2 separate regions of the Homo sapiens genome follow, and region 2 is linked to region 1. Evidence: chromatin loops called from intact Hi-C (ENCODE). Cell type or tissue: endothelial cell of umbilical vein. All regions are shown on one strand. Region 1 has its middle 34 kb from the start of CXCR3. Region 2 overlaps OGT (O-linked N-acetylglucosamine (GlcNAc) transferase).

Region 1 (2,500 bases):
AATGGAGTGGTACTTATCATGAAAATTGCTATTTATCTCTAGGCAGAGGGGTGGCTCCCAGAACCAGTAATAGTTTTGTGTGTGTGTGTGTGTGTGTGTGTGTGTGTGTGTGTGTGTGTTTTGGAGACGGGGTCTCACTTTGTCATCCAGTCTAGAGTGCAGTGGTGATCTCGGCTCACTGCCAGGCTCTACCTTCCAGGCTCAAGCGATCCTCCCACCTCAGCCCCACAAGTGGCTGGGACTACAGGCATGTGGCACCACACCTGTCTAATTTTTTTGTATTTTTCATAGAGACAGGGTTTTGCCATGTTGGCCAGGCTGGTCTTGAACTCCTGAGCTCAAGCGATCTGCCCGCCTTGGCCTCCCAGACAGGCATGAGCCACTGAGCCTGGCCCCAGAGAATAGTTTTTATTTCATTTCATCAATTGATGAAATAAATAATCCCAACATTCGTCCTACTTGACCCTATTAATGCCATAAACCAGTGTGGAGCCTTCACTCAAGCCACCCTCAGGGAGTACAAGGCTAGAAACAAAAGCAGGGGAAACTCATCCTGGGATGGAGGTTGACTTTTTAGGAAAATGCCTCTGGCTTTATTCACAACAATAAGGCCCCAAAGGGCTGCACAGTCCAGCCTGCTATCTCTCTGTTTGTCAGGGCCCCGTGCTTTGTGTAGCACATCAGTGGTCTTAGTTGGGCCTGAGGAGAAGAAACAGGAAGAAAAGAGTTGCTGGGGAAAGCAGCTGGCAAGGTTGGCGTTAGGATGGAAGTGCCAAACAGGCAAAGGAGATGCAGCCCATCAGAAGGATTGCCAACACTGCTTCCATTTTAATTGGCACAAATGGCCCTTTCAATCCCAGCAGCTAACAGTAGAGAAGAGGAGAAACTCAAAAGGCATGAGATCACTAGCTGCCTCCACTTGCATCCCAGCAAACAGCTTAAAACGGCACTGCCCTCACCTGGTCAAATTCATGTATTACATTGAAGGCACATGTTTTTAGATTTTTTTTTTGGTCATTTCTTTTTCTCCAGTTCTTGGTCCTCCACCTCTGAGAATAAGTGGATGGGGAGGTGACAAATCTCCCCTGAGAAAATGTACCAAGTGCATGGGATTCCAGCACAAAGTCACAAACTGTGAATGAAAACTTACCACCCAAATATAAAATACTTACCAAAACATCGAAATTAATATCCCAATTATGTAAGCATCACTCCTATGATGTTTAGTGAAATCTATGAGAATATGAAAATAAAACTATTTTTATCAATAAACTGATATTACTACTCTCAAAGAGATCTGCTATAAATAGAGAAAATAATTTTGGTTATCCTTCTGGTTATAAAATACTTGACTGTTTAATGCAATGTTACTTCCCTTACCACTATTTTTTCTCTGCTTATGGCAGTAAGTAACATACAGAAAGAAAACATCACAATCTATGTGCGTAGTTTAATAAATAATTATCAAGTGCACCTGTATGGGAACTCCACTAGGCAGTCCCCCAGTAGGGACTCTGTGTGGTGGCTCCGACTCCACATTTCCCTTCTGCACTGCCCTAGCAGAGGTTCTCCACAATGCTCCCCCTGCAGCAAACTTTTGCCTGAGCATCCAGGCGTTTCCATACATCTTCTGAAATCTAGGCAGAGGTTCCCAAACCTCAATTCTTGACTTCTGTGTAGCCGCAGGCTCAATACCTCATGGAAGCTGCCAAGACTTGGGGCTTCCACCTTCTAAGGCCACAGCTTGAGCTCTGCATTGGCCCCTTTCAGCCATGGCTGGAGTGGCTGGGCACCAAGTTCCTAGGCTGCACACTGCATGGGAACCCTGGGCCCAGCCCACAAAACCACTTTTTCCTCTTGGGCCCCTGGGCCTGTGATGGGAGGGGCTGCCTTGAAGTTCTCTGACATGGCCTGGAGACATTTTCCCCAGGGTCTTGGGGATTAACATTAGTCTCCTTGCTCTTTATGCAAATTTCTGCAGCCGGCTTGAATTTCTCCTCAAAAAAAGGAGTTTTTCTTTTCTACTTAACTGTCAGGCTGCAAATTTTCTGAACTTTTATGCTGTTTCTCTTTTATTTGTTTATTTATTTATTTTTATTATACTTTAAGTTCTAGGGTACATGTGCACAACATACAGGTTTGTTACATATATATACATGTGCCATGTTGGTGTGCTACACCCATTAACTCATCATTTACATTAGTTATATCTCCTAATGCTATGCCTCCCCCCTTCCCCCACCCCAAGACAGGCCCTGGTGTGTGATGTTCCCCACCCTGTATTCAAGTGTTCTCATTTTTCAATTCCCACCTATGGGTGAGAACATGTGGTGTTTGGTTTTCTGTCCTTACTATAGTTTGCTCAGAATGATGGTTTCCAGCTTCATCCATGTCTCTACAAAGGACATGAATGCATCCTTTTTTATGGCTACATAGTATTCCATGGTGTATATGTGCCACATTTCCTTAATCCAGTCTATCATTGATGGACACTTGGGTT
Region 2 (2,500 bases), 78 kb before region 1:
TTTCTGAGTTTCTGCTCTGATTTGTAAACTGGGTTCTTGTTTTTTATTACCCAGCCTGAAGAAAGTTCGTGGCAAAGTCTGGAAGCAAAGAATATCTAGCCCTCTGTTCAACACCAAACAATACACAATGGAACTAGAGCGGCTCTATCTACAGATGTGGGAGCATTATGCAGCTGGCAACAAACCTGACCACATGATTAAGCCTGTTGAAGTCACTGAGTCAGCATAAATAAAGACTGCACAGGAGAATTACCCCTATACCTGAGCCTCAACCTTCTGGGGGAAAGGGAACTAGATAACATACTTCTTACTTGTCTGTACAGTACCTTGTTGCAGATGGGTGATATATAATGGTAATAGAATAGCACAGCCAGACTTGCTTCCTGCATGGTAGGGAGAGACACAAAAGATGGGAAACTGCTTTTCCACAAGGAATCTCCGTAGAATTTTGCGGCGACCAGATGGTGCATAGGTCTGGAAGGTCTGATCTCCCTTGGTCTTCCATGGGATGGTTAGTGTGGAGGGGAGATATAGATTGTCCGGCCGCTTTGTGATTCCATGGATTGATTCAGTCTTCTGGATTTTTTTTTCTTTATATTTTGGGTACTGGAGCTTTTAAAAATGTTTGGTTTCAGGTATTTTTATTCATGTGAAGTGTATATGATTCTCTTGAGATAAGGTTTTAAGCTAAAATGTTACTCCCTGTTTTAGTTTCTGAACTCTGACAGATTGACAGGGACTTTGCTGGTGTAGTCTTTTTATAGGTTTTATAAACCACTTGAGCCTATATCAGTCGTTTTAGTGTCTGACCTAATATTTGGAGCTATCAGTGCTTTGTTGATTTAGATGATGACTCAAGATTTTTTCTGGTCCATTTCCCATTTCCTTTTCTTCCCTGACCCCCATACCCTCACCCTTAAAATTCTCCTGTAACTCAACTAACAAAATCAAGCCTGATTCAAAACATCCTAGGGTGTTTTAAACACACCATCTGGTGCCAAATGAAGATTTTTAGGAGTGATTACTAATTATCAAGGGCACAGTTGTGGTACTGTCATTGATAATAATATAGTTTTTTTTTTTTTCCTAATTTTGACCTGTTTCACCAGTGTTTTACCCTTGACTGCCCCTTCTATGCTGCTTCCAAAAGTGATAGTGTGTGTAAGATTTTTACCTTCCTTTCTAAAGTTTTTTTTTTTTTTTTTTAAGTGAGTCCTGTTCTTCCTATTTCTTTCAGCAGAAATGAAATCCCAGGTAAGTATAAGTATTCAAGTATTTGATCAGTAAGTCACAGTTATCTCCAGTGCATTAAATAACCTTCATCAAGAAATAGGTTATAGGTAAAATCTCTGAAGGATCATCTATGTATTCAAGTAATTATTTTTTAGATAATAACTGTCTTCTGGACTTGGTCTTGAAGTCTGTACAGATTCAGCCTCAGTAGTAGCGAACTGCACTGCTGTTTGGTTTGGAGTACAAATTAGACTTATAGTCCTCCTGGAACTTGAGTTATTAAAATCATAGGAATAAAATTATGGGATCTCAACAAAGGGTCGAGGGTTTGAGGCTTAAACAAGCCAACATATGAATATATGTTTTGTCTCGCTATACTGCACTTACGCTATCCAGTTGCAGGTAATTTTTTGTCTGCTAGTAGTGTTCTAGATTATGTCTTTCCAAAGCGCTGAGGCTGTGCACCTATTCTGTAGTTGCAGCTGATGCCTGAATGTATCCTAGCTGACAAATTATTGATTAATAAGAACTTGAATTTCTGGAAGATTCTTACTGTTAACCAAATTTTGAGCAAGGAGTCTCAAAGGTAATTCTGAACCAGAATTACATGTTAATGAACAGTGTACCTTTTAACAGTGTAAATCACGGAATATCCGTGAAGGGATTTCTTAATTTATTTTTTACCGGTTGATTGAAATATCAGTTAAAGGTTGCCAGCATGGTTGCAGATAAACTGATGTTTGAAATTCGCTGAAATACTTAATGTGGAATAGGATAATATACTTCCAATGCCCTCAAGGCTGTGACCTTACAGCCATTTTACATAGCACATCATTCCTCCTATAGGGATGAACTTTTTCCTGGCACGAAAAGTAGCCGCTCTGGTTGAAGCTTTGCTTATTGTAACAGGCTTTTATTTCCAGGTAATATGTCTTGGAAGACTTAATTCTGATTAGAGATATAGATATTACTGGAAACTAATTGTTTTTTTTCTATTGTACTCTGCTTTATCAAAGAAGTAAAACATTTAAATCGTACTACAGAAATTAAGATGTTGTCTTGCGATCCTTAATAAATGAATGATTTCCCTTTAATACGGCTGATGTATTTTGTATCCTGTTATATTGAGTGTTGGACTGAAGAATAGTGTCATCCAATGATGAAACCTATATTTAAACACCTCCAAACAGCATGAAAGGACCAAATTTCCCTACTGTAGCTATGATATTAGGAATTGTTTTCTCAGCCAGGTCTGGTAGAGGGTGGG

Evidence for each region. Hi-C counts contacts between places; a loop is a spot of excess contacts. Peaks named below come from ENCODE experiments on the same cell type or tissue, not always from the same donor. Only the 100,000 strongest peaks of a DNase experiment are listed, where the experiment ranks them.
Region 2: it touches region 1 in a loop (7-fold over the local background); 14 of 110 quality-filtered maps call a loop at or near these places.

What each region holds. Positions count from the first base shown.
Region 1 is chrX:71,651,707-71,654,206 of GRCh38, forward strand. No RefSeq gene overlaps it. Among named protein-coding and RNA genes, the nearest start is that of CXCR3, 34 kb to the left of the region's middle. In endothelial cell of umbilical vein, a CTCF peak has its summit at 958 (motif pointing left); a DNase peak (open chromatin) is centred at 955.
Region 2 is chrX:71,573,566-71,576,065 of GRCh38, forward strand. OGT (O-linked N-acetylglucosamine (GlcNAc) transferase) reads left to right here. Exons shown (of 22, transcript NM_181672.3): 22 at 55-2,327. The coding sequence ends at 229. Among named protein-coding and RNA genes, the nearest start is that of GCNA, 3.6 kb to the right of the region's middle. In endothelial cell of umbilical vein, no CTCF peak of the experiment used is centred here; no DNase peak of the experiment used is centred here; H3K27ac peaks cover 291 bases.